Regions from separate parts of the Homo sapiens genome. Here region 2 is linked to region 1. A link is a loop called in an ENCODE intact Hi-C map of the cell type or tissue named here. Cell type or tissue: HCT116. All regions are shown on one strand. Links, peaks and the distances in the headings refer to the core of each region. The heading gives the core; the rest is flanking DNA.

Region 1 (5,383 bases), core at 300-5,299:
TCACCAAAAATCAGCACAATGAAAACAAATGATAATGAATAATGAACACCAGAATTCAAATTACCAGATGTTTCAAAGAGATGGGGTACCAGTTTTCAATTGCGTTTTGAACACCACATTACAAAGGAACTATTTTTAAAAATAAAGGATTAAAGGATCGAGGGAAAATAAAAAAAGAATAAGCCGTTGAATGACCGCCCCCCACTACGTTTGTTCCTGATAAACTTCAATCACATCTTCTTCCTCCATTCCCAGTTCTTTTGGAGTATGATTATCAGCAATTCTCTGACCCTCAAAGAGAAACCGAGTGGATTCATTGGAATACCCTGTCTTTGACAGTATGATTCTTTGAGTTTCTTGAGATGTGTTGTCATTTTCACTTTGAAGTGAATCTCACTGCTATCCTGTCCAGTGACTTTGAGTTTAATATATTCACCTTCCTTCTTATCCCCCAAGTCCTCAGTTGAAGGTTTTGCCTCCTGGTCAGACATGATGACAGTGGCTTCACCCAGGGGTCTCCACACAGCAGCGGCCTCGAGTAGGCAGAACCGCACTCCAGGGTTCACAAATCCATCTCCCTTCCCTAAAATTGTTCATTTCTAATATGACTAAGTATCTATTAAATCGTATTTGTTTGCATTATTCAATTTCTCTATGTCCTTTTTTTTCTCTATTAGATCTGTGAGTTCTGAAAAAGTTGTATGATAATTGCCATCGTAGTTATATTTTGATCAATTTCTTTTTGGTTTTATACGTGTTTTGCCTTAAATATTTAGCTCTCCAGTTGTTTGGTACATATAGGCTTGTGGCTGTTATTTTTTTCTTTGCGTGTTGAGCATGTACCATACGTCTCTAATGTGCTCGGTACTTTTAATCTTAAATATTGTTTCCTGATACTCAGATTTCAATCTTGGCTAGGATGGTTGGGGCATTTGCTTTACAATAAATCATTCAGGTGAACATTTCAGTTTTGTACACTTTTTGGAATATGTGTATTTTATAATAAAAAGGAGATAGGTTAGTATGCAAGAAGAAAGCAAAACTCGCCCAAAAAAGGAAATCTGGCCGGGCGCAGTGGCTCACGCCTGTAATCCCAGCACTTTGGGAGGCCAAGGCAGGCGGATCACGAGGTCAGGAGTTCAAGACCAGCCTGACGAACATGATGAAACCCCGTCTCTACTAAAAATACAAAAATTAGCTGGGCATGGTGGTGCACGCCTGAAATCCCAGCTACTTGGGAGGCTGAGGCAGGAGAATCGCTTGAACCTGGGAGATGGAGATTGCAGTGAGCCGAGATCGGGCCTCTGCACTCCAGCCTGGGTGACAGAGCAAGACTCTGTCTCAAAAAAAAAAAAAAAAAAAAAAAATCTATAAATACAGTACTAAGATTAATGAGTGAGTTTATCAAGGTTGCTGGATACAGGGTTAATAGAACAATATTAGTAGCGTTTCTACATACCAGCAAGAAATAAATAGGTAATGAAAAATATAAAGATAACATTTATAATAACATGAAGCTATTTTAAGTGCCTAGGAATAGATCTAATAAAAAAAATACAAAACTTCTATGCCAAAACCTATAACCATTATTATTATTATAGACAGGGTCTCTCTGTTGCCCAGGCTGGAGTGCAGTGGCATGATCTTGGCTCACTGCAACCTCTGCCTCCCAGCTTCAAGAGATTCTTGCGCCTCAGGCTCCTGAATAGCTGGGACTAAAGGCATGCACCACCATGCCCAGCTAATTTTTTGTATTTTTGGCAGAGATGAGGTTTCACCATCGTGCCCAGGCTGCTCTTGAACTCCTGACCTCAGGTGATCTGCCCGCCTTGGCCTTTCAAAGTGCTGGGATTACAGGGGTCAGCCACCATGCCCAGCCTATAATCATTATTATTATCAAGAACAGTGTTAATCCATGAGGATTAACAGATTTAAGCATGAAAGGCAAATTTATAAAGTGTTTAGAAGTTATGTGGAAGAATAACTTCATGATCTGGGGGTTAAGAAAGACGTATTAGGGCCGGGCGCGGTGGCTCATGCCTGTAATCCCAGCACTTTGGGAGGCCGAGGCGGGCAGATCACCTGAGGTTGGGAGTTTGAGACCAGCCTGACCAACATGAAGAAACCCCATCTCTACTAAAAATACAAAATTAGCCAGGTGTGGTGGTGCATGCCTATAATCTCAGCTACTCGGGAGGCTGAGGCAGGAGAATGGCTTGAACCTGGGAGGTGGAGGTTGCGGTGAGCCAAGATCGCGCCATTGCACTCCAGTCTGGGCAACAAGAGCGAAACTCTGTCTCAAAAAAAAAAAAAAAAAAGAAAGAAAGATGTATTAAATAGCTTTTAGAAAATATTAACCATGAGGGAACTGATAAATTTGAGTTCATTAAAATTTAGAACATTTTTTCATCAAAAGACACCAATATAATAATAACAATAATAATAATTTATAGGTTTTGGTATAGAAGTTTTGTACTTTTGTGTTAGATCTATTCCTAGGCACAGAAAATATCTTGTTATTATAAATGTTATCTTTATTTTTTTATTACCTATTTATTTCTTGCTGGTATGTAGAAACGCTATTAATATTGTTTTCTATTAACCCTGTATCCAGCAACCTTGCTAAACTCACTCATTAATCCTAGTAATGTATTTATAGATTTTTTTTTTTTTGAGACAGAGTTTTGCTCTTGTTGCCCAGGCTGGAGTGCAATGGCATGATCTCGCAGACTGCAACCTCCACCTTCTGGGTTCAGTGATTCTTCTGCCTCAGCCTCTCGAGTAGCTGGGACTAAAGGCATACGCCACCATGCCTGGCTAGTTTTGTATTTTTAGTAGAGATGGGGTTTCACCATGTTGGCCAGGCTGGTCTCGAACTCCTGACCTCAGGTGATCTGCCCACCTAGGCCTCCCAAAATGCTGGGATTACAGGCATGAGCCATTGCGCCCGGTGATTTTTTTCCTTTTTATATACAGAATCATATCCATAAATAATAGTTTTATTTCTTCTTTTCTAAACCATTTTTTTCATTTTATTGTACCTTGTGTCAATGACTCATTGCCACCATAATGCTGCATAACAAACCACCTCAAACTTCAATGACTTAAAACAAGAATTTTTTATTACAGCTTATGAGTCATTATTTTGGGCTCAGCTAATATAAAAGGGAATGGGCTGCCTCTTGGCTAATCTAGACTAGCTTGAGCTAGTACCACTGGAGTGATTCAGCTCTAATATATATTTCAGTTTCCAGCAGATTAGCCCAGACATGTCCTCATAGCGATGGCGGAAGAGTTAGAGAATAAGCAGTAACAAGTAAGGTCTCTTGCAGCACAGGCGCTGAATCGGCATACAAGCCCAGGTTCAAGGAGCAGGAGAGTAGATATGATCTTAGACAAACTGTAGAATCACATTGCAGAGGGGGTGGATATAGGAAAAATTGAAGACTTGGTACCATGAAGGCCATCAGTCTACACAAACTTTAAATTCAATTTGACTAGAAGGGATGGTGGCAGACATCCTTGTCTTATTCCTGACTTTGAAGGAAAACCCTTCAATGTTTTATCAAGTATAATGTTTACTTTATGCTTTTTTTATAAATACCTCCTATGAAATTAAAGATGTTCTTTTCTACTCTAATTTGCTAAGAGGTTGGCTTTTATCTTATTTTTTATTTTGTAGAGAAGGGATCTCGCTGTGTTGCAAGGGCTTATCTCAAACTCTTGGCCTCAGGCAGTCCTCCTGCCTCATCCTCCCAAAGTCCTGTCCTGGGATCACAGCACGAGCCACCATGCCCAGCTACTTTTGTTAATAAATGAATGGTTATTGGGTTTCATCAAATATTCTACAAATTGAGATGGTCATATGATCTGTATCCTTATTATGTTATCACTGATTTTCTTTTAAGCAAAATCATTTGTGATATATAGTTTTCATGTATTGATGGATTTCATTTGCTGGTTATTTTTTGGGACCTTTGCATCAAGGTTTATGAATGACATTGGTGTGTGATTTTATCATAATTCCCTTGCTAGACTAGGTACTCAAGTTATACTCGTCTTGCCACTTTTTCTATTCTGGAAGATTTTACACCAAACTGACAGCATTTACTTCTTAAATGTCTGACACGATTCAGTGAAGTCATCTTCACCAGAAGTTTGCTTTGGAGCAAAGTTACTAATTACAGAAGCAATTTATTCAGTGGTCCCCAATCTTTTTGGCACTAGTGTGGGGGGTGGTTTCAGGATGAAACTGTTCCACCTCAGATCATCACACATTCCATTCTCATAAGGAGCGTGCAACCTAAATCCCTCACATGCACAGTTCACAGCAGGGTTCTAGCTCCTGTGAGAACCTAATGCTGCCGTTGATCTCACAGGAGACAGAGTTCAGGCAATAATCCCTGCTTGCCTTCCACTCAACTCCTGCTGTTTGGCTGGTTCCTAACAGGCCACAGTCAGTCAGGTTTACTAATTGTTCAAATATTTTTTATATAGGCATTTATTGCTTTAAGTTTCCCTCTTAGTACTGCTTTTGCTGTATTTGTAGGTTTTATTATTTTTATTTATTCATTTAATCTTTGAGACAGAGTCTCACTCTGTTGCCCAGGCTGGAGTGCAATGGCACAATCTCGGCTCACTACAACCTCTGCCTCCCGGGTTCAAGTGATTCTCCTGCCTCAGCCCCCTGAGTAGCTGGGACTACAGGCACCCATTGCCATGCCTGGCTAATTTTTGTATTTTTTGTATTTTCACTATGTTGGCTAGGCTGGTCTCGAAATCCTGACCTCAAGTGATCCTCCCGCCTCGGCCTCCAAAAGTGCCGGGATTACAGGCATGAGCCACCATGCCCAGCCTCCACAGGTTTCAATATGCTGTATTCCCATTTTCCTTTGTGTCGAATTTCCTTTTTGATTTCTTTATCAACCCATTGGTGGTTTAGGAGCATGTTGCTTAATTTCCAAATATTTGTTTCCAATGTTCTGCCTATTAATTTCTAGATTTACTCTATTGTCAAAAAAGATAATATGATTTAGCTTTTTAAAATTTGTTAAGACTTGTATTATGGCCTAACATATCATCTATACTAGATAATGTTCCATGTGGTTTTGAGAAGAATGTGTATTCCATGGCTACTGGATGGAAGGTTCTGTAAGTGTCTTGTTAGGTCTGTTTGGTCTGGAGTGTAGTTTAACTCTGATATTTCTTTGTTGATTTTTGTCTGGATGATCTGTCCATTGCTGAAAGTGGAGTGTTGAAATCCTCTACTATTACTGTATTGCAGTCTATCTCTCCCTTTAGGTTTATTTAAGATTTGCTTTATAAATTTAGATGTTCCAATATTGGGTGCATATATATTTATTATTGTTATATCCTCTTGTTG
Region 2 (5,383 bases), core at 76-5,075, 55 kb before region 1:
GTTGACTTACCAATTTATATGCCTAGCCTCAAACTTTCCCCTGAACTGCGGACTCAGGAAGATTCATTTCCCAGGTCTCCTTGCAGTGAAGGACAACTTAACCTCTGCCTTTGGCTGTATAATTGACATCTCAAACTTAACACGCCCAAAACGAAACTATTGATTCCCTCCCACCTCCTGCACACTCCAGTACTTTCCTTTTCAGTAAATTGTCACTCCATCTTCCAATTCTTCAGGCCCAAAGTTTTGGAGTCTTTTTTTTTTTTTTGAGGTCTTGCTCTGTCACACAAGTGGGAGGGCACTGGCACGATCATGACTCATTGCAGCCTCAATCTCCTGGGCTCAAGTGATCTTCCCACTCAGCCTCCTGAGTAGCTGGGACAACAGATGCGTGCCACCACACCTGGCTATTAAAAAACACTTTTCTTTCCTTTAAGAGACAAGGCCGGGCTGGGCACGGTGGCTCACGCCTGTAATCCCAGCACTTTGGGAGGCCGAGGCGGGCGGATCACGAGTTCAGGAGATCGAGACCATCCTGGCTAACACAGTGAAACCCCCGTCTCTACTAAAAATACAAAAAATTAGCCAGGCGTAGTGGCGGGCGCCTGTAGTCCCAGCTATTCGGGAGGCTGAGGCAGGAGAATGGTGTGAACCTGGGAGGCAGAGCTTGCAGTGAGTGGAGATCGCACCACTGCACTCCAGCCTGGGCGACAGAGCGAGACTAGACTGTCTCAAAAAAAAAAAAAAAAAAAAAAAAAGACAAGGCCTTGCTATGTTGCCCAGGCTAGTATCCTACTATCAAACTCCTAGCCTCAAGCAATCCTCCCACCTCGCCCTTGCAAAGTGCTGGGACTACAGGTGCAAGCCACCGCTCCCGGCTGAGTCATTCTTGATTCCTCTCTTTCTCTCAGACCCCAAACCTAATCACCATTAGTTTTCTAATGCTCTGTAACAAATTACCCCAAATTTAGCAGTTTAAAACAATAAACATTTCTTAGGCCAGGAGCGGTGGCTCACTGTAATCCCAGCACTTTGGGAGGCTGAGGCAGGCAGATTACGAGGTCAGGAGTTCGAGACCAGCCTGACCAACATAGTGAAACCCCGTCTCTACTAAAAATACAAAAATTAGCTGGATGTGGTCCCACCTGTAGTCCCAGCTACTCGGGAGGCTGAGGCAGGAGAATTGCTTGAACCTGGGAGGCGGAGGTTGTGGTGAGCTGAGATCGCACCACTGCACTGCAGCCTGGGCAACAGAGCAGGACTCTATCTCAAAAAAAAAACACAATAAACATTTCTTACCTACTGTAGTTTTTGTGGGTCAGGAATCTGGGAGCAGCTTAGTTGGATGATTTCTGCTCACAGTGTTTTATGAGGTTGCAGTCAAGATGTTGGCTGGGGCTGTAGTCATCTGGAGATTTAACTACGGCTGGAGGATCCACTTCACCATGGTTCACTCACCTGGTGCTGGTTGCTGGCAGGAAATTTCAGCTCTTCTCTTATATGGATCTCTTCACAGATTGCTTGAGTGTCCTCACCGTATGGTGACTGGCTTCCTTTACAGAAATCAGTTGAAGGGAATGGGCAAGTAAGAAACAGCAATGCTTTTTATGACCTAGTCCTGAAGTTCCCCACCATTACTTATGTTCATTGGAAGCCAGTTGCTAAGGAGAGCCTGCACTCAAAGATTGGGGAAATAGACTTTATCTTTCAAAGTGTTGAAGAATTTGCAGACGTATTTTAAAACCACCACACAATCCATCAACACATCATGTCGGCTCTATTCTTGAAATAGATCCAGAATTTGACCACTTTTCACCATCTCCATTGCTATTACCCAGATCTAATCAACACCATCACTTGCCTGGACTAGAGATTTCCTCCTCACTGGGCTCTCTGCTTCTATCTTTAGCCCATTGCTATGATTTGGCTGTGTCCCCACCCAAAATCTCATCTTGAATTATAATCTTCATAATCCCCATGTGTCAAAGGAGAGACCAGGTGGAGGTAACTGAATCATGGGGGTGGTTTCCCCAGGCTGTTTTTGTGATAGTGAGTGAGTTCTCATGAGATCTGATGGTTTTATAAGGGGCTCTTCCCTCCTTTGCTTGTGAAGAAGGTGCCTTTTTTCCCCTTTGCCTTCTGCCATGATTGTAAGTTTCCTGAGGCCTCCCCAGCCAAGCTGAACTGTGAGTCAATTAAACCTCTTTTCTTCGTAAATTACCCAGTCTTGAGCAGTTCTTTACAGCAGTGTGAAAACAGAGGAATACACCCATACATGCTATTCTCTGCCCAGAAGCCAGGGGGAGCCTGCCATTAAAATGAAAGTCACTCCTTGACTCAGAACCCTCAAATAGCTTTCATCTCACCCAGAAAAAAAAGAAAAAAATTCCGACCATGACCTATAAGGGCCTCCAAATAATACTCTGGCCCCTGCCACTGCTCTGATCTGATCTGTTGCTACCCTTTCCTCAATCACTGGGATCCATTCATATCAGACTCTTTGCCATTTCCAGAACCCATCAAGTGTACTTCTTGCCTCAAGGCTTTTGCTGTTGCCATTTTCTTTGCCTGGAATGTTCTTCCCTATGCTGTTCACAAGGCTCCCTTCCTTCAGCTCTCTGCTGAAATATCACTTTCCCCAAGAGTCCTTCTTGACTACCCTGTCTAAAGTAACTCCCTATCAGCACTCTTACTCTCTGAAATTCTTTCTATTTAGGCATTTACTTTCTTTGTGCAACTGGAACGTAAAATCTTTTTCATAACTATATCCCAGGGGTCTAGGACAGTGTGGGGCACATCATTCAATAAATATTTATTGACCGACTGAGACTTTTCCTGGTGCCTTGAACACACAGTTTGCCCTGCCTCAGGGCCTTTGCACAGCCTCAAGGCTTGAGATGTTCACACACATTTTTCACCTAGCAAATAATCCTTTAAGCCTCAACTCCAGTGTTATTTCCTTAGAGAAATCCTCCTTCTAAATTAGGTCTATGGGCCGGGCGCAGTGGCTCACGCCTGTAATCCCAGCACTTTGGGAGGCTGAGGCGGGCGGATCACCTGAGGTCAGGAGTTCAAGACCAGCCTGGCCAACATGGCAGGCTGACTCTACTAAACCCTGACTCTACTAAAAATATGAAAATTAACCAGGCGTAATGGCAGGCACCTGCAACCCCAGCTACTCGGAAGGCTGAGGCAGGGAGAATTGCTTGAACCCGGGAGGCAGAGGTTGCAGTGAGCCGAGATTATGCCACTGCACTTCAGCCTGGGTGACAAAGTGAGATTGTCTCAAAAAAAAAAAAAATTCGATAGAAATAAATAGGTCTGTGGCCCTTTTCTGTCGCAGCACTTTTTTTTTTTTCCTTGAGACAGGGTCTTACCCCATCACCCAGGCTGGAGTGTAGTAGTGTGATCTTGGCTTACTGCAACTTCTGCCTCATGGTTTTAAGTGATTCTTGTGCCTCAGCCACCCGAGTAGCTGGGATTACAGGCGTGCACCACCACACCTGGCTCGTTTTTGTATTTTTAGTAGAGATGGGGTTTCACCATGTTGGCCAGGCTGGTCTTGAACTCCTGGCCTCATGTGATCCGCCCACCTTGGCCTCCCAAAGTGCTGGGATTACAGGCGTGAGCCACCATGCCCGGCCTGTCATAGCACTTAATACAATTTATAATCATGTAATTATTTGAGATTCATCATATATCTGTTTTCTTGTTGTGTGAAGCAAAACGAGGGCAGGAATGGGGTCTGTTTTGTTCTCTACACTATTCCCAGTTCCTAGCATTTAGTAGACTCTCGATAAATACGTGTTGAAAGATTGAATGATTCCCAAAGATTGTGATGAATTCTTACAGCACCCCCAAAATTTCCTCTTCATCTCTTTGTTCAATCATAACAATTTAAGCCTTTCATTCTCAAAGTGTGGCTCAGGGACTCCTGGGGGCTCTTGAAACACTTTTGGGGGTCCATGAGGTGAACATTATTTTCATAATACTACTAAGATATTATTTGCCTTTCACTTTCATTTCCTCTTTGAATATAGTGATGTTTGCCAGAAGCTACAAGACATGAGCTATTTTGACACACTCAGTGCAGAAGCAGATATGAGAATCCAGCTGTCTTCTATGAAGCCAGACATTAGAGAGATTTGCAAAAATGTAAAATGATGCCATTCTTCTCCCCAAATTTTTTCTTTTTTTTCCTTTTTTTTTTTGAGACGGAGTCTTGCTCTGTTGTCTAGGCTGGAGTGCAGTGGCAAAATCTCGGCTCATTGCAACCTCTGCCTCCTGGGTTCCAACGATTCTCCTGCCTCAGGCTCCCGAGTAGCTGGGATTACAGGTGTGTGCCACCACGCCCGGCTAATTTTTTTTTTTTTTGACTTTTAGTAGAGACGGGGTTTCATCATGTTGGCCAAGCTAGTCTCGAACTCCTGACCTCGTGATCCACCCGCCTTGGCCTCCCAAAGTGCTGGGATTACAGGCGTCAGCCACCGCGCCCAGCGCCAAAATTTCTTTTGGAGTAGAAATTATAGTTATTTTAAATAAAAATGTTATTTTGACACATAATGAATTTTTAAACAATGACTATTTTAGAAATTTATTTTAATATTGATAGATACAACTCACATAAACATACAACCCATATAAATGTAACTCATAAATTATTGGAGTCCTTAATAATTCTTAAGAGACCGGAAAGTATGAGAACGGATGACCTAAGTAAATCTTTGAGTTTTTAATTCTTGTCTGCAGCCCTAGTAGGCTTCTGAGCTCTCTTAAGGCAACGTCCCTGTCTGCCTTGTTGGACGCATATTTAAGGTTTGGTTTCTAGTAGGCGATCTTTAAGTAAATGCGAAAGGTTTGAAGGCTAGAAGGAATGAATGAGACGATTCTCCCACTTCCTACCCTCTTCTTCCTTACATGAAGTGGAAGCAAAGTGCATGTGCCAGAGAAAGGCCTTGTCTTAGAGCCCCGCCTGAAGCGTGGCATCGTGGGTGTCGGGGTGGGGTGCGGTGGGGAAGGGAGTGGCGCGTGAGCAGTCAGAGGATGTGCACACGTGCGTGCGTGTGGGGAGAGAGCAGGGAGTTGGGGAGGGCGAAGTGGTTACAGTGTTTGCTACAGCTGTAGGGAAAGAGTGAGGGGGCGCGGCGGCGCATGCGCAGAGAATCGGCGGGAAAGGCCGCGCGCCAGGCAGATCGAGGGGTGTCGCCCAAACCGATCTGTCGACGCCTGAAGGGGCCTGAGGAGATTGCTAGGCTTCTCAGCTGGGGCTTCTTCACCCTCATTTTTGTCCGACTGGCTGGACTGAAGAACCTGGCAGAAGCCTTGGGGCTAGGGTGAGGGTCACGGCCCAGGGAGCCCTAAAATGTTCCCACATCTGGGGTGT

What was found. A loop is a pair of places that touch in the nucleus more often than their neighbours do. Peaks named below come from ENCODE experiments on the same cell type or tissue, not always from the same donor. Only the 100,000 strongest peaks of a DNase experiment are listed, where the experiment ranks them.
Region 2: it touches region 1 in a loop (2.7-fold over the local background); 12 of 110 quality-filtered maps call a loop at or near these places.

The regions. Positions count from the first base shown.
Region 1 is chr19:49,270,227-49,275,609 of GRCh38, reverse strand. It overlaps the pseudogene SUMO1P4. Among named protein-coding and RNA genes, the nearest start is that of MIR4324, 36 kb to the left of the region's middle. In HCT116, for the core only: no CTCF peak of the experiment used is centred there; a DNase peak (open chromatin) is centred at 3,149; H3K27ac peaks cover 2,523 bases.
Region 2 is chr19:49,324,998-49,330,380 of GRCh38, reverse strand. It overlaps SLC6A16 (solute carrier family 6 member 16), which reads left to right and starts at 5,190. Exons shown (of 12, transcript NM_014037.3): 1 at 5,190-5,333. RefSeq lists a silencer at 2,932-3,083 and an enhancer at 3,877-4,026. In HCT116, for the core only: CTCF peaks have their summits at 2,101 and 2,303; a DNase peak (open chromatin) is centred at 2,270.